Linked DNA regions of Mus musculus: regions 1 and 3 are each linked to region 2. The links are chromatin loops, found by intact Hi-C in ENCODE. Cell type or tissue: left cerebral cortex. All regions are shown on one strand. Region 1 has its middle 8.0 kb from the start of Gm46942. Region 2 has its middle 12 kb from the start of Gm30657. Region 3 has its middle 9.2 kb from the start of Gm25076.

Region 1 (8,000 bases), 73 kb before region 2:
GCCAATGGAGCAGGAGCATAGTCTAATCTCCCGCAGGAGGCCTCTCAGTGCTCTCAGCCACGGTCTCGGCCAAGCCAAGACGCCCGCTGAGCAAGCCAAGGACTCTCTTCTCCCTGTGGGACCCAGCCAGAGCTGCCCTCTTCTCCCCTTAGGCCCCAGGCTAAATCCAGCCCCTGGGGCCACCACTCTGTTCCCAACTCTTCTGCGACTCCCAGCGGTGTCTGAGAAACTGATGGTCCCAGCCTCCACGCGGGTCCCGGGGACCCCCTAGCCAGCTCCGGCAAGTTCCCGGTGACCTCAGACTGTGTTCTCCCACCCCTAAAGAGGGATCCCATGGCTTCTCATAACCCGATGCTTGCCCAGCACCGGCCTGGGGTCTACACAAATAGAACTCCTGTGCCCCGCCTCCCCGAGTGGCCAGAGCTCTGGGGCACAGGTGGGACACCATAAATCCATAAAGTCCTAGGTTCGATCCCCATTAACCACCTTAAAAAAAGAAAGGAAAGATAGACGAAAAGAAAAAGACACACACACACAAATTGTGGACAGTGCTTGAGGAATGACACACAGGGTTGTTCCCTGACTTCCATGTAAATGTATACACACACACACACACACACACACACACACACACACACACACACACACGTGTGCACGGGCGTGAGCACACACACATACACATCACACTAAGAAAATAAAAATAAAAATACACGGGTGGCTTGTACCTGTATGAACTAATATCGTCACTCAGGAGGCTTAGGCAGGAAAGTCTCTACAAATTTGAGACCAGCCGGGGGTACACAGTGAGTCCCAGGTCAGCCTGAGCTACAGGGTCCAGTCTCAAGGAGGAAAGAGGCACACACAGGTATTTGTAAATGAAAGTATTTCTACAAATAAAAGTGAAGTACAGTGACAATCCCAGGACACATCTCACTCCAGAACCACGCAGACCTTGGTTTGACACCTAAAATGTTTTTATTGAATGATGTGTGAACGTTTGCCCCAAGGAGATGTTCAAGAGTATCCTTGATGGCGTTACTCCTGACATCTCTTGTCTGGGCGTGACCCAACACTGGTGAATCAGGACAGATGTGATGTGGGGCCCAGACACAAGATACTGTAGCACAGAGATGTGGGGCGCTGACTGGCAATGGAGTTGGGAAAGCTCATAAGGTCTACGATGACACTTCCTGCATCAGAGAGACAGAGTGTATATTCTGAACCCAGTGTCTAAGGGGCAATAATAATCATGAGGAGAGAAGCTGAATCAGCGGTGCAGATGCTTTGGTGGGGCTGGAGGGGCCTCTTTAGGGAGGTGGGCATGTTCTGGATCTTATCCCAGTTATGAAGACACATCTGGGAATATTAGCTGACTGTGCATCTTTTCATTCTATCTATAGATGTAACTGTTTGCTCTTTAAAGATAGCTACGGCCATGTTCTATAGCGAAGGTTGAGTATAGAATAGTCCTGAGTCAGATCTGATCAATTAGCTCTGTTGTCCATTCACTTGCCTGCTGCCTAAGGAAGTCTTCACATTACAGTTATAGATGCATGGCTGCACCAGAGGCTGTGTGTATAGCCCACAGAACCTCAAGTACGAGCTAGCCGCCCTTTGACCGCAACAACCCCTCCCTTCCATACAAATTCCTTTTGAGGCCTTGTGGGTGTATTATGTATGCACTAGGAAAGGGACCAGGGTCATTTCTCAGGGAAAGTGTTGGTTCTATTGAATGGCAGTCCATTTGGTCTACCTCAGACATGGCTGGTATCCTCTATAGATCTACCAGGCCTGGCTTGTTTTGAGGGACTGGGAATCCAGATTCGTACCTTTGCATGTTTTAAAGCTTCTGTGCCTGAGCTATGTCCCCCAATTTCCCCATCTTAAAGGTTATCCTTTAGGTGGACGGCTCCCCACTTCCACCCTTCAGGGGATTGTCAACATCATTTGATCTACCTGGAATTGTCTCTTCTAATTTTGTTTCTAGAAATTCTGATTTTTAGGCTGGGCATGGTGAGACATGCCTTTAATCCCAGAACTCAGGAAGCAGAGGCAGGGGTATGGCTGTGGATTCCAGGCCAGCCTGGTCTATATAGTGAGTTCTAGGTCAGCCAGGACTACACAGTGAGACTTTTTGTCTTTCAGTCCCTGTCTCTCTTTCTCTCTGTCTCTCAGTCTCTTTCTCTCTGTCTCTCTGTCTCTCTGTCTCTGTGTGTGTCTCTCTCTCTCACACACACACAAACACACACACACACACACACACACACACACACAGACACTCACACTCACACATGGTGGTAGGAGTATTAGTATACTGAGTCGTGAGACCTGGACACAAACAAACATGTGCCCTTTATTTCTTCTCCTTGGTGATGACCAAATGACAGCGACTAAGCTTGGTACACTAGCATCTGCTCAGGTGCCACTTTTAGGCCTTCTGACTCCTCTGTGCTAGTGTGGGATGGGACCTATGGGCAAGGAGGGGTCTTGTCTGATGTCTACAAAGATGATCCCCAAAGTATACAGTCCCCTTCTTTGTTTCTTAGTGTGCCGGCTAGTTTAGTGTCACCTTGACACAAGCTAGAGTTATCTGAGAGGAGGGAGCCTCAATGGAGAAAATGCCTCTACCAGATCAGGATGTAGACAAGTTTATAGGGTATTTTCATTATCAGTGATTGATGGAGAAGGGCCATCCCACTGTGGGTGGAGCCATCTCTGGGCTGGTGCTCCTGGGTTCTATAAGGAAGCAGGCTGAGCAAGCCATGGGGAGCAAGCCAGTAAGCAGCACCCCTCCATGGCCTCTGCATTAGCTCCTGCCTTTAGGTCCTGCCCTGCTTGTGTTCCTGTCCTGACTTCCTTCAATGACAAACTTTATTATGGAATATAAGCCAAATGAACCCTTTCCTCCACAAGTTGCTTTGATCATGGTATTTTATCACAGCAATGGCAACCCTGACTAAGACACTTAGGGACAGACATTGTGAGATCTTTAGTGACATCTAGTTACAACTTGCTTGAAATTTGCATTGACAACTGTCTTCTTCATTATTATTTCTTTGGGAGGCTATTCCTCTTTAAAAAACAAAAACAAAACACACACACAGTACACATTGCTTTACTTTTAAATTCTTTTAGACTATTTTTTATTTTATGTGTACATATGTGTGTTTGCACGAACGCAAGCCATGTGTGCATGGTATCCTTGGGGGCCAGAAGTTGTCAGATCCCCTGAAGCTGGAGTTACAGGTGGTTGGAAACCTAACCTGGGTGTTTCAAACCAAACTGGAAGTCATCTCTCCATTCCCAACAACAAGGGTTTTAATGAAAGGTGTTCTAAGCAGCATGTGGTTGTAGCCGTCCAGTGGCCATGGACAAACTGGGTATACCTGAAAGGAGGGCTGGAAATGAAAAAGGACAGGGTGCGAGAGGATGAAGCCAAGATAAAGGTTCTGATCAAGGCTCAAAGTTTAATTTTCAGCACTCTGTTTATATAGGGAAAACCCACAGACCCATCCTTTGTTTCAGCTGGATTATGTTGCAAAGTGAGCTCAGTGGGCAGTCTGTTCCTGTAGGAAACTGCAGGTGCAGCAAGGCAGAAGTCTCCAGCTGGGTCCAACTGTGGGGGTACTTAAGGTCTATTTAGCCTGTTCAAGTACTAGGGGAAGAACATTCGTGGTGGTTTGAATAAAAATGGCTCCCATTGGCTCATTTGAATGCCTGGTCATCAGGGAGCAGACCTGTTTAAAAAGGATTAGGAGGTGTGGCCTTACTGGAGAAAGTGGGTTAATTGGGCTGGACTTGGAGGTTTCAAACACCATGGCAGAGTCTCTCTCTCTCTCTCTCCCTTCCTCCCTCCCTCCTTCCCTCCCTCCCCTTCTTCACTTCCCCCTCCCTTTCTCTCTCTTTCCTCCCTCCATTTCTCCCTCCCTCCTTCCTTCTCTTTCCCTCTCTCTCCCTTCCTTTCTCCCTCTCTCTCCCTCTTCCTCTCTCTCTTTCTCCCTCCATTTCTCCCTCCCACCTTCCCTCTCTCTCTCCCCTTTCTCCCTTTCTCCCTCCCTTCTTCCCTATGTTTCTGCCTGCTGCCCGTGTATCAGGATGCAATGCTCACAAACTGCTTGCTCTAGTGCCAGCCTGTTTTCTCTCTGCCTGGATGATCATGAACTTACAAGTGTTGCCTTGGCCATGGTGCCTCTTCATAGCAATAGAACAGTGATTAAGATAAAGGAGATTGGCAGTTTAGTTGTTATGTCGCTATCTTTCTAGTTCCCTAGTAAGGACAAAGAAGAGATATAGACTCAGGGAAAGCCAAAATCTCACTAGCACCCCTTATGAAAAAGGGAACGGATCAACCTGGACAGATCAGTGGGTCCAGGTCTTCATTAGAGCATCCTCAGGTTCCTGCACAGTCATGGCCAGGGAAGCATACTGGGTTGTTTTACTGCAGGATGTCTCAGATTCTTCATCGTGCTAGTGTGGACTGTGTGGGTGGTGCCCCACTTTTCCTTGTTCTTGAAATTCACACAAGCAAAGTGTTCCTGAGAACCACATCCCAGATACACCCATTAGAAAAAGCTGGATTTAATAGCCTTAAGATTGTCTCTTGATAAAACCAGACCGTCAGAGAATTACAGATATCACAAGGTTTTGGTCACTTACAGATTGGTGGCGTTGGAGATTGCCTGACCTGAACAGTGGAACATGACAGAGAACCCAGGGTACAAACTTCCTATCATTTTTATCACAATCCAAAACAACAACAACAACAACAATAAACCTTTCATTGTATACTGTCATCTCAGCACTTGCTGAAACAGGACAATCAGGAGTTCAAGGCCAACCTTGACTCTATACCCAGATGAGACCAGCTTGGGCTACATAAGACTCTCCCAGAAAACAAATAGAAACCGATGTACAGCTTGTGGCTAGTAAGAACTGAATTTTCCTAAGCATCAAGCTTGCTTATGTCCAACACAATGGGCAAGAGAAAATTCTAAGCTAAAATGTCATTTAAACTAAGAGCACATTGTGGATGTGTTGGTGTGGGAAGAATATCGGGAGGTTGGGGTGTGGGGGGTGGAGGGGTGGGAAGTGCCAGTTAGGGGTGGGCAGGGTCTGGCCACTCGGCCCTGTAACTGCAAAGACGCTTGCATGAGATGGTGTGGTGTGAGACCGGAAGAATTCATGATCTACCAAAGAGGATGACCATGGAATTCAAAGAGTCTCATGGGCTTGGGGCATGGGAGTGGGACACATGGCTCAGTTCTTAAAGGATACACTGTTAAGTTTCAAACCCGGAATGGGGGCGGGGGGAAGGGAGGGAGGAATGAGGTGCCTATTTAACATTTTAAAGAGGACCTGGCCTCTAGCTCCTCCCAGGATTCCTCAGTCCCTACCTGTTTCAGGGCGTGGTTGGCATAACTCCGCCCTCTACCCTGAACTCTCCAGCCCAGGGGCTGGGCTGCCTGCCTCCCAGAGGCTCTTCCCAATATAATCCACTCTCTCTTCCCCTCCCCGGACTCAGTTCAGGGTCATGACCACGCTGGACTCTCCCAGATGTGTCTGCTTCTGGCTATGCTCCCACAGATATAATAATAAACATTCTCCTCCACCATACCTAGGAGCGCCTGTGTCCTTTCCTTTCCATTTTATTTCTTTTCCTTCTCCCCCCCCCCGTCCCCCTCCCCCTCCCCTCCTCCTCCTCCTCCTCCTCCTCCTCCTCCTCCTCCTCCTCCTCCTCCTCCTCCTCCTCCTCCTCCTCCTTCTTCTTTTCATTCACTTGCCTTGTGAGTGTAAGGACCTGGGTTCGATGTTGTGTTGTAATTTCAGTTTCTGGAGAGGAGGAGACAAGACCACCCGCTGGACTCGCTTACCAGCTAGCTTAGGCTTCTTGTCCTGTTTCAGACCATCACCATCACCCCAGGGCACAGAACAACGGGAAGCCACAGGGTCACGGCCTGCTAGTTTGAGAGCTGAATCCATTCATTCATTTGGGAAAGCAATCATTGACTAAGCACCTCCCATCGAGTGGGTGTGGCATGGAGACGCCAGGATGTGCAATTATCCCTGTCTTTAAATCCCCTTGGACACTTCCCTACAGGGAAACGAGGTTTCAGAGAGTCTTCAAATCTCTTTTCTACTTGCCTGGGGGAGGAACTTCAAAGATTGGGTCTTTCCACCAAGCCCTTGATGAGAAGCTTGCGGGAAGCCAGAGACACAAGGCGACATTATTCCCAGAATTAGACTCACGTGTTACTTTAGCTTTCTGTCCCTTCTGCCCCCTTTCCGGTCCCCCTCATTTCTCCCTCCCGTTTTCCTCCCCTTCCTTCTCCCCATCTCTTAGCAGTTCCTCTCTCCCTCTCCACTCCACTCCCCTCCCCTGCCTCCCTCTCCTACACTCTGACACTCTTCCTCTTCCTCCCAAGTCCTTTCTCTTCCTCTTTTGAAAAGTGTGCCCTCCCAGCACCCCAGGCCAATCGGATTCTCCAGGGTTGAGTTACGGTCCTGAACTCACTGACTCATTGGTCCGAACACCAGACTTCAAATTCCCCTTGAAGTCAGTGTGATCCAGAAAAAACAGTAGTGTTGGGGGAGATTTAAAATATCTCAGCTGGAGACCTTTGAAAGCATGAACACACACACACAGACACACACAACACACACACTTATACTCATGCTCACCCTCATGCACATATACTCACACTGACACATATACACATATACACACACACATACTCACAGTAACCCAGTCACATACATAATACATACACACTCATACTCACACACATATACACACTCTCATAACACACATTCTCTCTCTTATATAAACACTCTCACACTAACACACTCACAGATACTAATACACACTCTCACACACACTCGAGTGCACACACACACACACACACACACACACACACACACAAATCCTTTAGCCTCTGGGAAAAGCGGGAGCAATGGAATTCTTCAGAACAATTGCAGGGAATCTCTTTATCTTGATGGAATTAGGCTGCTTAATAAACTAGCCGGGAGCTACCTTGGACTCCCTCTGGAAACACACTCCACCACATTTTCTTCCTGGCACTCAACAGGCAGGAGAGAAATAGATTGTTGTTTTTTTTGTTTTGTTTTTTGTTTTTTTCCTTCCTGTGCTGCCCCTGAGACACAGGTTCAAGCTTGCCCTTCACTACCAAGCCAGCTTAATTCTCTGGAACTCTTCCTTGAACGTCAGCAGCCCGAGGGCTTTGTGCTCAAAGAGCAAGCTCTCAACTGGCATTTCAGGCCAGATGAGAAGATTCTGCTGTTTCTGTGCCCCTACAGGGGGATTACTGTGAAGGTCTGCTGGCAGGCAGGGCAGCATGCCTGGGGAGAGAGAATCAGAAGGTCTAAAGGTTTGATAGCAGAAAGCTAGCCAGGGCTCTGAGTTCAAACCCCACCCTACTTAAAGCTGTTGAGTTCTGCCCATAGCTTCTACAGTCCCACCCTTGGTCTTCTTTCTTCTGGAAAAAGCAACTTCATGTAAGGACCTCTTGCCTTCCTCTGGCCAAGAGGTAAACGCACAATTTTGACCATGCCAGATGAGGTTCTCTCAGAATTTAGGACTCTGTAGCCTTGGCGCAAATCCATCAAGGCATCTGGAAACCTCCCCGGGACCCCCCTGGGTCTCCATAGCCAGGGCAATCCCTGTGCCTTTCTAAGACTGTTTGGCTATTTTATGTTTTAAAATCTCTCTGGAAGCTTCTAATTCTGTTTCTGTTGTCTGTCTGTCCATCTCTTTCTGTGTGCATGTGCATGTGTATTTAGGGATAGGTGCGGGGGGTTTCACGTTGTGTCGGGCAGGCCTTTTGCCACTGAGCTACATCCTAGGCCCCACCCCACCCCCTTATTTTTCTTGCTGGCTCACATTGCTTTCTTCTTCCCTCCCTCTACCCTTCCCTCCCTCCCTCCCTGGCTCCCCCATCCCCACCCCCTTCTATTCAAGTTAGCCAGTCAAATTCTGCCTCTGG
Region 2 (8,000 bases):
TCATCATCATCATCATAATAATAACAGTCCCAGAGCTGAGCTTAACCAACGTGGCTCACAGGAAGCTAGCACCAAGCTAAGGGTAAAGGGTCATTATTGTGACCTGAAGTGCTGGCTTTCCCTCCCTCTCCCCCTCTCCCTCCTCCTCCCCTCCCCCTTCCCCTCCCCCTCCCCTCCCTCTTTCTTTCTCTCTTTCTCTCTTTCTCTCTTCCTCTCTCTCTCTCTCTCTCTCTCTCTTTCTTTCTTTCTCCCTCTCTCTCTTTCTCCCTTTCTCTCTTTCTTTCTTTCTTTCTTTCTTTCTTTCTTTCTTTCTTTCTTTCTTTCTTTCTTTCTTTCTTTCAGCTTTCTGCCAGGCAGTGGTGGTGCATGCCTTTAATCCTAGCACTTGGGAGGCAGAGGCAGGTGGAATTCTGAGTTCAAGGCCAGCCTGGTCTATAAAGTGAGTTCCAGGATAGCCAGGGCTATACAGAGAAACCCTGTCTCTAAAAACCAAAAACCAAAAACCAAAACAAAACAAAACAAAAAAACAAACAAACAAAAAAAAAAAAACCAAACAAACCAACACCAAAACCTTTCTATTGATCCTCCGTATATTTCACATCATGCACCCTCATCCCACTCATGCCCCCCTCTCCTCATACCTGCCCTCTACCCTTGCAACCTCTCCTCTAGCAGAGGGGCAAGAAAAATCTAACACTGGTTTTCTTGTTCAAGCATTTCAACTTCACAGTCACCTGTGTTCCCATAGGAGTATGCATATCCCCAGCTGGGCTCTAGGAAAGCCCCACCAGGCCCTGGCTTCACCAGACCCTGCAAGAGCCAAGGAGCGTAGAGGAGCTCTCGCCCCACCTGAGGCAGGCTTGCTCCTCTGGGTCAGCTCCGCAACTGGAGAGGGGACAAAGCCCTTTCTGTATTTTTGTAGGAGACAGAGCTTGCCAAAGAGCTCACCCTCCACAACCCCCACCCTGCCACGAGGCGGGGGGGGGGGGTGACGTCCAGGGGGCCGGTCTAACAAGTGGCAGAAGAATTTATGGGTCCTTCTGCCCTCCCTGCACCCCGTGTTCTTTTCTCTGTTCCAGGCTGGACTCTACCCGTCTCCTTCTCTGCCTTCCCTTCTCCTTGCACCTTCCCTCATGTTAATTATATTAGTTGCCATGGAAACTGTGATGTCATTGGCACGGGAGGGCTCAATGACATCCAAAAGCACAGTTTACAGCGTGGCTTGAAATGTATTCCATGGCTTGCAGCCTTGGCGTGTGTTGGGGGGTGGGAGGGGAGGAGTTACGTGGCGATTATATCTCAGGCACCATCTGGGCATGCCGGTGGGAAGTGTCAGGAAAGGTGGTTGGCTGGAAGGTGGTTACTTGTGGATTTTCCAGAATCCCAGACCCTGCGGGGGTCTCTTTACCCTTGGAGAATAAGCAGGATACCTCGAATGTTATAAAGAGTTCTGACTTGGCTCTGACCAACCCTCTTCGTGGTACCACACCCCACTGCTGCCCCAATTTGGAACATTAAATCGTTCCTGCTCCAAGTGGCACCCCCAACGTGGTTCATGCCAAGCGGCTGTGCATGCCTGCCGTGTGCACACGTGAGCACATGCCTACGGACCTCAGAGCTGAGCTGGTAGGGTGAAGATGTCATGCGCCGCCCGTGGTGGGGCACACGAGGATTAGCACACGTGCGCACGTGTACACACGTGCTCACCCATCTGGACTTCATTAGGGAAGATCCCATGGCCAATCTTCCTCCAGTCCTCCCCAGCATGGTTCACTTTTTCTGTGGGTCAAGGGCAGAATGGAGCTGAGTGGTACTAGGATGCCCAGATATCTTCCTCCGGGCCTGGAAGCTCCCAGGACTGTTCTGTATCCCTGGACCAGAAGCAGAGTGGATGTCCTCAGAGGGAGGTGAGAGCCACAGGCTCGATTGCTCCCCCAGGTTCTTGTGGCTATGTTCTCATTATCTGCCATGCCACTCAGGGCAAGCTGAGAGCTCTGGAAACATGCTCTGCAAAAGACAAGTGCCAACCCCCCCCCGGGGGGGGGGTGTCCCTTGTGAAGTCTGAAGTCTTTTGACTGAGATCAGCACGGTCAGAGGCTTGGAAGGTGGGAGGCAGTTGGGGACAGCAGGTCCTCTGCTCTGTCTTTCAGGGCTTTAGGTCCCCCATGCTCCCAGATCACCAAACTCCCTTTGCTCCAAATGTGATCGTTAAACCATCAGGAGGCCCCGGGCATGCTCACCAGCCAATTTTGGCCGGCCGGCCGTAGGAAAGGATGATGGCCTGACCCTATTGGACTAAACTGAACATGAGCAATGAGAAATGGGGCCCACCAGGCACAATACAGAACTGACTGGGGAGTCCCCAAGGGCTTCTTTCGGCCCATCTACTTCAGCTTCTGGCTCTTCTCATAGGAACTCCCAGCTTCCCTCAAGCCCTACTGTCAAGAGAGGCCATGTTCTCCTCACTACAAAGCCAATTCACCAGAGATGGGATTTCTGAACTACAAAGAGATCAGAAGTCAACCTGTATGTATTCAGTCTCATCCTCCACCGCGTGGCCCTAGGGATTGAACTCAGGTCTCCTTACTCTCCGAACCACCTTGCCAGCCTCTTGGAAGGTTTCTTCTCCTGATATGAGGAGGTGGCCTAGTGGGAAGGAGGATGAGGTGGATTCAGGCAGAGAGGACAGGGGAGAGAGCGAGGGATGTAGGAGCCGAAGACCACAGCTTCCTCGGAATGATGAAGGGCAGCCCCTTGGCTTCGCCACATAGCAGCTCCAGAGATGGTTCTAGGGATCAACCTGGCATACACTATCACGCACCCTGTGCCCAGAAAACCCTGGGACCACACTGCTGTGACACCACCAGCCACAACAACACACATAGTACTGGGAAGCTATGGGGATTGGGGAAATCAAAGTGCCTTGGATGAGGAAGAGCAAAGGTGTTTCCCCCTCCCCACTCCAGGAGGCTGCCCTCCCCCAGGGGACCCTTCAGGCATATCTGGAGATACATTGGGTTGTCACAACAGGGCTACTTTCCTACTAAAAATCTAATGGGCAGGGGTCAGCAACACTGCCAAGCATGGAGCACACAGGGGATGGCTGTTCAGAACAGACTGAGTTGGAGACTGAGATAGCCCAGTTTACCTGAAATGGAAATGTTGGTGTAGAGCCTGACAGTTGGAGGGAGGATTCAGGGGTGGGATCCTTCCCTGCCTTTCTGTGGCAAGGCTTGGTGGCCAGGAAGATCATATCGGTAGAGGGTTTGCAGGCCTTGGGAGATGGTGGCTAGTCGTGACCACCTCCCTGGTGCCTGGGTCACAGGCTCCATGTGTTTCCTGACTGCATGATGTGCATCTGCTACTTAGGAGCCTACCCAGGAAACTCAGACCCCTGGCCATGCAACTCGGAGTCACACAGCCTCTCCTGCACAGACATGCCCTGAGTCTGAAATGTTCCTATGTTTCAGTAACATGAGCCCAGGATGGGAGAGAGAGAGAGAGAGAGAGAGAGAGAGAGAGAGAGAGACCTTAAAGTTAGAAGGATACTGAGGCAGGGCCTTGGAGGGGTTGGGGTTGGGGACACAAAGACAGTAGAGACAGTAGGAGATAAAATGAAAGCTGGAAGGAAATGGAGAGAGATGGAGGGGGAGGAGGAGGAGACAGAATGGGGGGAAAGAACAGAATGTACTGTCCAGTCGTAGGGGGAGGCGAAAGGGAGGGGCAGGGAGTGGGATGGGGGAATTCTCCATGCCAGCATCCCCAGGATGGGGAAGCCCAGCCCTGAAGCTGAAGCCAGCAGATCAAGCATTCTCTCTGGTCCAGGCCTGGCCCTTTTCTCCACATGACTGTTGGTATGCCCAGTTCCCTGGACAACTGCCAACAGGAAATTCCTGGGACAAAGCTTTCCACTCGGAGGTTTTTGTTGTTGTTGTTTTTCTTTTTTACTTTTATTTATTTAAATATTGTTTTTTTTATTTTTTTCCACAAATGAGGAATGAACAAGAGGGAGGCAAAGAAAACAAGAGAAACCAGCTGGTTTATATATTTACACACATTTATACATTCTCACCCTGGTGGGGCTAGGGAAGTTCCGAATCCATTGTGTCTGTTGAGTCCTGTTCTTCCCCTGGAAGGATCTGTGACCTCACACTCCCATGATGTCACAACAGGTTGCCATGGACCTTGCTTTATTATTGTAAACAAAGGGCCTGCTCTTTGGGGCACTGGCCCTGCTTTCCTCGGGAGGAGCTGGGAGCAAGCCCCGGGTGTTGTGTTTTCCTGGGAAGGCTGCTGGTTCAGAAGTCTGAGAAGCTGTGAAAATACTCGTACACACAGTTCCCTCTGTGCACCGTGGCCTCTGGATGAGCCTCGGGCTGGGAACCAGAGCAATGAGGTCAGCACTTCTCCACTGGACCTCCAGCTTAGCCATGAGTCCTCACTGCCAGAAACCAGCTCCCTGCCACCCATCTTTCCCAAGGTTTCCACTCATTCACCCAAAGTGCACTAAGCACCTACTATGTGCTAGGTGCTGCCATGAATGGAAAATGTAGGAGTCAGTACCACCTCCTCCAAATCTCAGCAGGTCACCCACCAGCAAGACTGTGTTTGGTTTCACGGGATCACAGAACGGGGCAGGCCAGCTGAGAATGAGGAGCGCTCGCTCAGCATGAGTGTGGATACCTAACCTACCACATTAAACTAGGTGCGGTGATGCACATCTGTAATCCCAGCACTTTAGACAGGGGTGGAGTAGGATGGTAGGTTTAAGGTCATCCCTGGGCTACATCATGAGTTCGAGATCAGCCTGGACTATTTGATTTGATACCCTGTCTCAAGAAGAAGAAGAGAAGCTGGGCGTGGTGGCGCATACCTTTAATTCCAGCACTTGGGAGGCAGAGGCAGGTGGATTTCTGAGTTCTTTTGAGGCCAGCCTGGAGTGAGTTCCAGGACAGCCAGGACTACACAGAGAAACCCTGTCTCAAAAAAAACAAAAAACAAAAAAAGAAGAAGAAGAAGAAGAAGAAGAAGAAGAAGAAGAAGAAGAAGAAGAAGAAGAAGAAGAAGAAGAAGAAGAAGAAGAAGAAGAAGAAGAAGAAAGAGGAAGAGGAGGAGGAGGAGGAGGAGGAGGAGGAGGAGATGGGGGAAAGGAGGAGGGAGGGGAAGGAGGGAGGGGAGGAAGAGGGAGAAGAGGAGAAGGAAGAGAAGGAGGAGAAAGGAGGAGGGAGGCAGCAGAGGAGAAGGGAGGGAGGAGAGGAGGAAGGAGGAGAAGAGAAGGGAGAAGAGGAGGAGGGAGAGAAAGTGAGGAGGAGGGAGGAGAGGGGGGAGGAAGAAGAGGAGGGGGAAGAGAAGAAGAGGAAAAGAAGGAGGAAGGGGAGGAGAGAGGGGAGGAAGAGGGAGAAGAGGAGGAAGAAGATGAGGGGAAAGGAGGAAGAGAGGAGGAGGAAGGAGAAAAGGGAAGCTACAGTGAGAAGAGTAGAGGGAGGAAGGAGGAGGAGGAGAGTGGAGAGGAGGTAGGGAAGGAGGAACAAAGGAGAGGGAAGGAGGGAGGAGAGAGGAGAAAGGGGGAGCTACATGAGAAGAGTAGATGTAGGAAGCCACTTCACAAAGCTATCCAGGAGGACATCTTGGGAGAGGTGACATGCCAGAAATCAGCTGGAAAGCATAGGAACAGATGGCAGTGACAGAGGCAAGGGACAGACACTCCAGGCAGTCACTGTGGTGATGTGTCACAGTCTGCTCTCTTTTCTTGTTCTCCCCCACTGTTGCTATAACCGGATGCTACAATCTGGGTCATTTATAAAGAACAGAGGTTTATTTAACTGCATTTTGGAGGCGGGAGAGAAGTACAAGAGCATGATGTTCTAAGCGGTGAGGACTCCTCCCCTCCACGCACTGCATCCCAGTGCATCTTGGATGCCGTGTTCTGATTGGCCAGCCCTGAGCACAGCTGGAGCAGGGTAGGAGACACCTGTGTCAGCAATGTGTGGAGGTCGGTTCTCTCCTTCCACCTTGATATGGGTCCTGGAGATCTGGGTGTGTGCCACTCTCTGCTGAGCCATCCTTGCCACCCCGAAGGATATATTTAATATGACCCAGAGCCTAGGGAATTCATCTTGCAGTGGAGGAAGCCCCCTGGCTTCTAAGAGGGAAAGAGGGGTGCTAGCCCAGGAGGAGCCCCAACAGAATTCAAGAAGTTTTCATGCCAAATATGTTTTTGTTTGTTTCGAGACAGGGTTTCTCTTTATAGCCCTGTCTATCCTGGAACTCACTCTGTAAACCAGGCTGGTCTCGAACTCAGAAATCAGCCTGCCTCTGCCTCCCAAGTGCTGGGATTAAAGGCATGTGCCACCACTGCCCGGCACCAAATATGTTTTGCTTAAACAGTTCCAAACACCAAGGATGTTGATAAACATTGTTAGTCAGAATCTGTCAATGACCAATGGAAGCCTCCTGTAGCTGACACTAGCCTGCAGGTCACCCCTCATCAAACCCCTAAGTTTCCCACCCTTACACTCAGCATGAGGCTTAGTTTACCTGAAATGCAGCAGAGGGTGGAGGGAAGGGGGGTCATTTATTCCACAGCCCTAGTGTGACCATCCCCATATGCCACCTTCTATAACATTTTTCACAACAGGACACTGAAAGTCAATGTCCCACGACCTAACAGGCAGTAGTCAAGACAGGCTCCAAGGCAGCACCCCCTCCCCCCACCCAGGACACGTCAATGAAGTCCTCTATGTCATCTGTAGTATATCTACCATCGCTTTGCCTGGGAAAGCAGGCAGGGTCTGAAGTTAGAATGCTATCTTACCATAGGCAGCCTGATTAACTTCTCTGTGCCTTGGTATCAAATGAGAGCATAGTTTTTTCAGTTAGTCTGCAGCTCTGTCAGACTATGGGTGTGACCCTGGGTCACCCCTGTACCCAAATTACCTCCATGTCTCCTCTGCTGCCCCACCCCTCCCACCTGGCACCTTTCTGTTCTTATATCCACCTCTGAGCATGCTCATACCTCCCTTGGACCTTGTCCGCCCACACCTGTCACTTCACAAGCAACAATTCTTGTCCCCTCCTCAACCCACCTGGGGCACTTCCTTTAGCTTTAGTGACAGGCAGAATGGCAAAGTAGTACAGAAGTTGAGTTCCAGAGTTAGACACACCTCGTTCCCCATCCCAGACTTGACATAAGCTGTTTGCTCCTGAACAGGTCGCGTCCAATCTCAGAATCTCAATTTCATTCTCTTTCTCCCTCCTTCCTCTCCTTCCCCTCTTCCTCTCCTCCTCTTCCCCCTCTTCCTCTCCCTCCTCCCCTTTTAAAGTCAGGGTTTCATTTATTCCAGACTGGCTTTGAAGTCACTAGCTGAAAGTAACCTTGAACTCTCGACCCTCCCTCTTGCACCTCTTGAATGCTGGGATCACAGGCCTGCCTGGTTTCTGAGGTGCTGGGGCTGACACTCTTCCCCACTTTAGAGAGTCATCGTGCTGGGGGCGGGGTCCCTAGCACTTACTGAAAGCATATTCTACTTCCACGGGGAACCCCTGTGATGGCACCCCAACTTTGTAGGTCCCCCGATGAACCCACTGACGAACCTTACATGGAGCTGTGGGGTGGGGGTGGGGGAGAGGGAGTAGCAAACTCAGCATCCCAGGAGGCCAGGAAAGAGCCGACTTCAAACTTGGAAACACTGACAGACCATCGCTTTTTGGCTGTTAAGCCTGTTGATGCTTGTTGGATCCAAGTCAGCTAAGGTTCATCAACGGGATGCGCTGCCCGGTTTCCATTTCACGCCTGGGTGTTCCTGCTTGAGCATGCGCGCCTTGCCCCTGCCTTTCCCTCCCCCCCCACCCCCTTCTTTGCATTTTCCTCTCACCTAAGGCCCTACCTCCTTCTTCCTCTGCGCATCGGCTGTCCAGTCTCTTCCTTTTGACTTCCCCATTCTGTCCTGTTTCCTAGTATACAGTGAGATAAACATTTGTGGAAGCACTAAAGCCACTAC
Region 3 (8,000 bases), 150 kb before region 2:
TTCAGAAAATGTTAAAATGTTTCATGTTCTAAGTGCCAAGAGCCCTAATTAACGCTCCTTAAAGATACCACCTGGAACTGTGATCTTTTGTTGCTCGAGGTCTAAGCTTGCAAGAATAACCCACAGAGGAAAAACCTAGTTTTTTAAGCAAACCGACCCCAATAAAAACATCTCTGTCATGTAGTCGCCTTTACTTCCTTCTGTGGCATGTGGTTCTCAGCACCTGCCGTGTGAAAGCCGCACTCTCTGAGGTGGTGGCTGGTTCTGGGTATAGTATCTGATGGGAACAGGGTAGGAAACGAATTAACCCATCCATTTGTGGTCTGCTGGAGGCTGAGCCCTGGTGGGTCAAGATTATGGAGAAGAGGGGCTTGCGGCTGCCTTGTCACCAGGCTGAGGATAGCTCTCACCTGCTGCAGCCTGATCAGGCAAGCTGGGTGTCTCTGCTTTGTTACTCTTAACAGCTGGGTAATGAATTGGCTCCCCAACACTCCTGTTTCTCATGTGGTTGCTGCGGAGACAGAAGCAGCCCCGATCTGTGTCGATGTCAGGAGCCAGGGAGACAGCAATGAATGCCACTCTAAACCATGTGTCAGGGAGGACGCCTTATCCATCTGATGAAGTACCTAAGTTAACTCAAGTGGCAGGATCAGGCCAGGGGGAAGAGAGGCTGGCAGGGGCAGGATCCTGATTAGGGTGAGATTCTGAGTCTGACCATTGGTCCTGATGCTCCTAATGGTTGGGACCAAACTAGACAGCCTGGCATCATGAGCTATCTCCCCATCCCAGATGCCATCAGCACCTCCCAGAGGGGAGGTAAGAGTCCAGGTGGTCCTTTCAGAACCAAGATTCTTCCTTCCATGGCTCCTGTTCACCCTCCAGCCCCGACTTCTTGCCTAAGTCATACCAGCAGCCTCTCAGGCTCTTGCAGGAACTGTTCCTCTCACCAGGGAGAGGGACCCTTGAAAGGTTTGCTAAGAGTCACTCGATGTTCTGCTGCCCCCCCCCCCAGGCTGTACTGTACACTCCCCCACCCCCTATGCCTTCCTTCATCCCTCCCTCCTTCCCTCCCTCTCTCTCTCCCCTTCTTCCCTCCCCTTCCTTCCTCCCTCTTCCCTTCCTTCCTTCTTCCTACATAGGGACTTTCCCATCCAGTCCGCTGGGCTGGCCTTGATCTCCCAAGCACTGGGTGACAGGTGTGCTCCCCTCTGCCTGGTCTCTTCACTGGATCACAAACTTCACCACAGCAGTGACCCACATCACATTGAACAGTGGGAGCTGGGGTCTCCGAGGGTTTGGGAACACGGAACCTTTCTGGGCACATTGCAGATTTCCTTGCAGCTCCCTAGAACCTGGTCTGCGTGGCTCACTTCCTCCCGTCCCTCCCTGTCTCTCTCCCTGGCTGGCCAGGTCGGCCTAATGCATAGTTGTGGCTTTGCTTTTTGTTACCTGTGCTCCTGACCCCTGCCTGGGTGGACTCTATGGCCGGGACTGCTCTCTCCCTCTGCGGCTACCTCTGGGTGCCAGCATCCCGTGAGCAGCGTGCTGTGTGCTGTGTCCCTTGAGTTCAGATGAGGATGGAGTTGTATGGGCGCTTTCCCTCCTGGCCTGGACACTCTCAGCTTTCCCTCCAGAGCCTTTCTGTCCTGTCCTTGTCTCCTCTTCCACATCAGGTGGCCCCAGGGCTCTGGGACCCCCTTCCCATGGCCTTACCCTCCCTTCCCAGCATGCAGTCTTCATCACTGTGATTAGCCACAGTGATTGTTCCAGGCCCGGCATCTCATTACCGAAATAAAGTTAACACTAATGGGGGGGTGTCCCGCAGCTCCGCTCTGCCTCACCTCCCCAAAAATACGTTCCTGGTGATTAGCGTGGAAGGCACACATGCATATATTCATTTTGCAACTTGGCCCTCCTCCCATCAGCCTTTGCCTCTGGAGTCCAAGGCCAGGAGCTCTTCAGCTGTGGGTGGAGGCAAAGGCGCTGGAATTGTTCTGAACCCACACAATACTGGGCAGCAGGCTACTGCTAATATCCCTGCCCCTCCCCAACCCGGTGAAAGGAAACCAACCCATTTCCTTTTAGGGTGTAGATGGAAACCACCCCCAGAGAACCAAACAAATGGCCCTCTGAGGTGTATAAGCTCTGAGGCGTGTCCTGACCCTGCCATATAGGAGCCAAGGCATATTGGCACAGGGCAGACACCCTTCTTAACCTTCAGTTCCGGCCCATGCCTGCCGCTGTGACTTCGTGCTGACCGGTGGTTAAACTTTCTAGACCAGACAAGGAACCATGGAAGGGGAAGATGGAGGTGAGGGAGAGTGTGGGGAGCAGTGGGAAGAATCAGATGGACGATATTCCTATTGTCCCCTCCGCCCCTGGAGCCTCCTTTTCCACTCCAGCCTATACTGGGAATATGAAATGGCCTGGTGGTGGCTTCTTACCATTTATAACAACTGGGAGCTCCTAAATCACACATGAATGTGCGCACTTGTAATCCCACCATTTGCAAGGTGAAGGCAAAGGGATTGGCCTTTCAAGGCCGTGCTTGGCTACACAGTGGGTTCAAGGCTACCTAGAGCTTTAGGAGACCCTGTGTCAAAACAGCAACAAAAATCAGTCCAGAGCTGCTGACTTCTCCCCTACCTCCGCCACCCACTACCCCACCCTAGGCATCACCATCCTGCCCACTTCAGATATGCAAACTCCACAAATCATTCTTCCAGGGGTACCCAGGAGCTGGCTTCCCAGGTCCGCCTAGGTAACCTGCACCATGTCTGCGGAGCAATTTCTGGAGGCTGATTGAAGAGGGGAGCCATTTGTGTGCCCCATGAGCTCTGCTCGGCAGCAGGCAGGGGGATGTGGCAGAGGGAGACAGGGACCCCTAATGAGATTCCCAGGCTCCATCTCCACCCACGAGTCAAGGAGACATTTCAAAAGGGGTTTGACACGGCATCCTTACCAAGCTGTCTGCTAAAATGCAAGGTGCAGGCCCCCAGAGAATCCAGAGCCTTCTGAGAGCGCGCCTGAGATAATCAGGCTGTACCAGTGTCTGCTAAGCAGCTGTTCCCACCAAGAGGGACAATGGCCCGGCCCCAGCCCTCGTAGGGCTGGTTTCAGCCCCGTCTTCACCCGCTGCCAACTCTTTGATCACTTCTCAACGAGGATCTGTAGGGCATATTACAAAGTGCTTTGGGCTGTCTGCCAGCAGGCACCTCACTACACCATGACAACAGCCAGAAGTGTCAGAGTGGGGAAAGAGCCGAAGCTTGCTGGATGCCTTTTAAAAAAAAATAATTATATTTGAATTTGAAAAGCAATCTTCATATATGTAAGTAGTGTCATTTATATGGAAAACTATGCCAGTCGGTCGCTCTACCCTTTTAATATTTGATGGCGCCCGGGTTCTCAACATACTTGAGATAAGGGTCCGGCGGCTTCTCAGGGATTTCTGAGACTCCTAAGCTGGGGGTGGGGGGGAAGCCACTGGAGACCTAAATTCAGCTTCTTCCTGGTTCCTTCTGTATCTCTCTGCATCCTGCCTGCAAGCATGCTTTGTTTAAGCTAATGGAGAGCATTTGTGGGGCTAAGGTGAGGGGAGGGGAGAGAGTGGACGACGTAGGGTCCCGAGGGGCTGGATGTGAGCAAGATACAGTAACATGGGTTTCTGAAAAATGTCATAATGGAACCTGTTACTTTACATGCTAATTAAAAACTGAAATCAGGAGAAAGAGGAAATTTGTTTGCTGTTGTCATCAGTGACATAATTTACCTAAGTTTTAGAAATCACAGCCGCATTGCCACGTTAGCCGCTTTTAGGTGTGGTGTGTTGCTTCACGGTGGCACAGCCAATGCTACCAAGCTCCGCGGAACCTTCGGACCTCACGCTGAACAGGACAGCTACCACACACTATCTCCACCTCCCTCTCTCCTGCCTGGCCACCAACCTTCCTCTTTCTCCCCATGGGATTTGAAGGTAGCAGGTTCCCGGGCTCTGAAATCACGCAGTAGTTTGTGTATGGTCTCTTTCTCTTAGTACAATGACCCGAGGGTCCACCCATCTTATAGCAGGGGCAGGATTTCATTCCTTAATATTTTTTTAATTTTTGAGGCAGAGTCTAAAATGTCCAGGGCCGGCTTACAACTCACCATGTAGGCGAGTTTCTGATCCTCAGCCCCAGCTCCTAAGCACTGGGATTGCACGCCTGCGTCACCACCCTGGCACCTGTGGTGTTGGGGATCGTTCTCATTAGGCAAAGGACCCTGCCAACGGAACTAATTCACCACCACCCCTCCCAATTTTCTTCCTTTTTAGAAATATTGGCTGAATCCATTGTATGGATTTTATATAACACCCCATTGCATGGATTCTGTTATTTTCATTTATCTGTTCATGAACAGTGGGGGTGTCTAGTTTCCTTGAATATGACTACCTGCCGGCTGACTATGCACTCAGGTCTAAGATATCTAATTTAGTTCTGACCAGGGCCATCAGATGGTTAGGAAAAGAAAGCCAGAGATAGGAAGAACTCACTATAAATTAGGGAAACTGAGGCTCAGTTTCTGATTCCTTAGGAAAGACTGGGAAATGAGGGCCCAGGGCGGGAGGGGGGTACCTGGGGGGACAGTTCAGTGGGTAAAGTACCTGGTCCATCCATATAAAACTCAGGTCATGACATCATAATGGAGGTATATGTGTGTAATTAACACCACACACACACACACACACACACACACACACACACACACACACGAATTCAGGAATGATGTGGAAATGAGCTAGCTCCCCGCTCTCCCACACAGCGTGTCACAGAACCGGTTCTTGCTAAATGTGTTAGAATAGCTCCCGTTGTCACACTACTCTGTGTGACCTAGTTCCTCAGGGAAGTGGAGGCAGCCGCCCACAAAACATCTAAGGGAAACAGTGGGGCATCTTGCTGAGGAGACAATTCTGTCCTGGAAAACAGGGACAAAGCCCACCCCCCCCCCCCCCCCCCAGTCACCAGGCTGTAGCTGGCAGGGGGCTGTTTCTTCAGGGAGAGCCACAGCGGAATCTCTTTGAGGCTCCTCTTCTGCAGAGACACATCAAGACTGTTGCATGTGGCCAGTCCATCACTTCTCTCTGGTTTCTCTCCTAGGCCAGAGATTCGAGCCCAGCTGGAGGCCCTCTGCCTGCCTTAAGGGTAAAAATGCTTGGCCTGAAAGTCTGTCGTGCCCGAGGTCTGTAACCACTGGCCAGCCTGGCCCTCCTTCCTTCGGCATTCGAGGAAAGCCCGCTGTCTGGTTGAGTGAGCGCCGCTATAAATCACAGTGTCACCACTTAGCCAGCCAGAGTGATTTAATTAATCTGTTGTGCTGTCCCCTGAGTATTGCTTCACCTGACTGCTAATCAACCCCCATCAGCAGGAGGAAAATGAAGACCCCCCTTTTCTTTGAACTGAAAAAGATGAAGGAGGAGAGGGCAGGGGAGGGGGGAGTGAATTGTGAAGTGCTGGTGGTGGTGGGGTACCCCAACTGTCACAGGACCAGTCTCTGTTTGGTATCTGTAGCCTCCTCTTATATATCCACTGGCCTTCCAGTCTCCGTTGAGTTGCAGGAGAGGGACACTTTTTTAGTGATATTAATATAGAAATCATTTATTGTCCGCCTCTATTTATCAGACATAATATCTTGCCTTGAGATCTGTGACAGCTTGCATATTGCAAAAAAACCTGAGGGAGGTCTGTGCTTTGATCAAGCGTGTGCCTGTGCGCACACACCGTTCATTGATAACCAGGGTATAGGCACCACTCAGGCAGAGGATTTTGACAGATGACCACCCCAATTCCTGTCACAGGCAAGCCGAATACATGCAAACCACAGTCTGTCATGTGAAGAGGCGGGACTTAGCAGTGTAACACTTTAAAGGTGACATGAGCTCCAAATCCAAGGTCCTGGAAGCCCGAAGAGAGTACCTTTGACTCTTTACGAATGGCTCCATTTTACAGATAGGAGAAACTGAGGCTGACCAGGAGAAGGGAAGTTCCCAAGTAACTTCAGGCTGTAGAGTCTTTGGAAAGAACCCATCCCATGGCAGAAGCCTCTTAAAAGAAATTCATAGAAAGTCTTTTGGCAAAACAAATACCAAAGAAAGAAAAGAAAGGAATAGAAAGAAAGAGAGAGAGAAAGAAGGAGAGCAAGCAAGCAGCAACAACAACTCTCTCCTTTGATACGACAACAGGAGGTCTTTTATCAGTTACACCAAGACTTGGATTTGTCCAAATCACAGTCTGCTCTCGCCACGCCCTTGCACACGGAAGTGGAGTTCCCTCCCTCCCTGCTGATGTAGGAGGGTGTTAAACCTATCAAGACAGGGTGAGGACAGCGTTCACTTGCCTGGGAACATTCCTCGTACAGACGTGTTGGGCATCACAGAGGTCCACTGTACTACAATAGATAGACGTGTCTTTTAAAAGAAGAGAAGCTCAGAAGGGAGCACGGGGTGTGTGGACTGCATGTGGCTTGCCCGGCATCTTGGGAGGTGAGTCCACACACAGTCACATCTTAGGCGCTGTGAACGCTGGGCCAGCGCCGTTCTAGAACTTGAGATGGGAGCGGAGTGACTGACATACGGTGGTAGAAAGTCAGAGCCTGCTTGCAGCCCAACGTACCCTTGGTAGAAAGAGGGGTGCAGAGTTCCAGGGGTGTGCTTTGCTGGTCCTCCCAACACAAGGGGGCACTACAACCCCTCTCCCTCTGTGTGAGCTCCTGGCTTCTCTAGGAATAGGCATCTTCCTGCCTGGGGAGAGGAGAGGGCGTTAGGGTTACCCATGCCCAAGTGCATGGGCATCCCAGGGAGCATGTCTCTCTCTAGCAGAGGAGAAGCCAAGACCAGCCTGCCAGCATCCCGTGGCTGAATATGGAGTCTGCAGGGGGCTTGAATTCTGCCATACCTATGCGCCCGCCCTCCTCAGTTTCCTTCTCTGCCCATCCACAGAATGGGTATTAAAGTAATCCGGGGCCGGCCCGATGGCTTAGCAGGTAAAGGTGCTTGTTACCAATCCTGGTGACTTGATTTCATTTCCCGGAGCCCTCATGGTGGAAGGAGAGAATGGGATTTCCGCAAGTTCCCTCCAACCTCCACCACGTGAGTTACGTGACTCAGGCCCTGCTTCCTACCCCATTAATAAGTGCATATTTAAAATAATTAAGAATAAAGTGATATGAAACAATAGACACAGAAGACTCCAGAGGAGCACGAGGTTCAAAGGAGACGCCAAACTGATGCGGTTTCTTCTTCATCCCTCGAGTCTACAAAGTAGGACTTCCATCTCCAGGTTCTCACTGGCCATAAAGTGTCCTCCAGACTGACTCTGGCCCCCAGGGACTAGCCAGGCAGTCATTGATGTGTTTGTTTATTTCTCCGTACAATTTGGAAGCATCTGTTCCTACATTTTCAAGCTTGTGGACTGGAAGAGCCCTAAGAGGTTGCTTTTGGAGGCCTGCGCATGTGTAATTGGAGGCAGAGTGCTTCTGCCTGCCTTTCTCTGTTCAGAAGCGTTCCATTTGAAAGAGAAGGTGCCGCTATTGCACCCAAGGGTTACACTGCGTGTAAACAGGTGTGCACTGAGCTTGAATGTAAGAAACGGCAGAACATTGCGGAAAATTGTAAGCAAAGATCTGTGTGAATTAGATTAAAACCCAGTGTGTGTGTGTGTGGTGGTGGTGGTGGGGGAGACAGGAGCGGGGGCAGCCTCCGTCTGCATCCACACTCTGTAATCCTGTTAATTTTTTCCCATTCAGTCTTTTTCTTGTAATATAGATAATGAAGTAGGTGCTAGAGGCTTACAGAGAATAGGTGGGTAAATATATTTATTCCAAAAAATGTATACTAGTTGAATACACCCATGATCTCAGCCCGTGAGAGCTGAAGGCAGCAGGGTCAAGAGTTCAAAACAACAGAGAGGGTTTGTGGCCCCATCAAGAGTTTGAGGCTGACCTGGGCAACCTAAGACCCTGTG

Evidence for each region. Hi-C counts contacts between places; a loop is a spot of excess contacts. Peaks named below come from ENCODE experiments on the same cell type or tissue, not always from the same donor. Only the 100,000 strongest peaks of a DNase experiment are listed, where the experiment ranks them.
Region 1: a loop joins it to region 2, with 4 times the contacts of the local background. A loop is called at or near these places in 5 of 42 quality-filtered maps.
Region 3: a loop joins it to region 2, with 10 times the contacts of the local background. A loop is called at or near these places in 3 of 42 quality-filtered maps.

The regions. Positions count from the first base shown.
Region 1 is chr5:118,347,867-118,355,866 of GRCm38, forward strand. No RefSeq gene overlaps it. Among named protein-coding and RNA genes, the nearest start is that of Gm46942, 8.0 kb to the right of the region's middle. In left cerebral cortex, no CTCF peak of the experiment used is centred here; a DNase peak (open chromatin) is centred at 4,475; H3K27ac peaks cover 1,171 bases.
Region 2 is chr5:118,421,115-118,429,114 of GRCm38, forward strand. No RefSeq gene overlaps it. Among named protein-coding and RNA genes, the nearest start is that of Gm30657, 12 kb to the left of the region's middle. In left cerebral cortex, no CTCF peak of the experiment used is centred here; DNase peaks (open chromatin) are centred at 1,240, 3,812, 4,238 and 5,742; H3K4me3 peaks cover 429 bases; H3K27ac peaks cover 4,047 bases.
Region 3 is chr5:118,271,626-118,279,625 of GRCm38, forward strand. No RefSeq gene overlaps it. Among named protein-coding and RNA genes, the nearest start is that of Gm25076, 9.2 kb to the left of the region's middle. In left cerebral cortex, a CTCF peak has its summit at 6,709 (motif pointing right); DNase peaks (open chromatin) are centred at 3,170 and 4,836.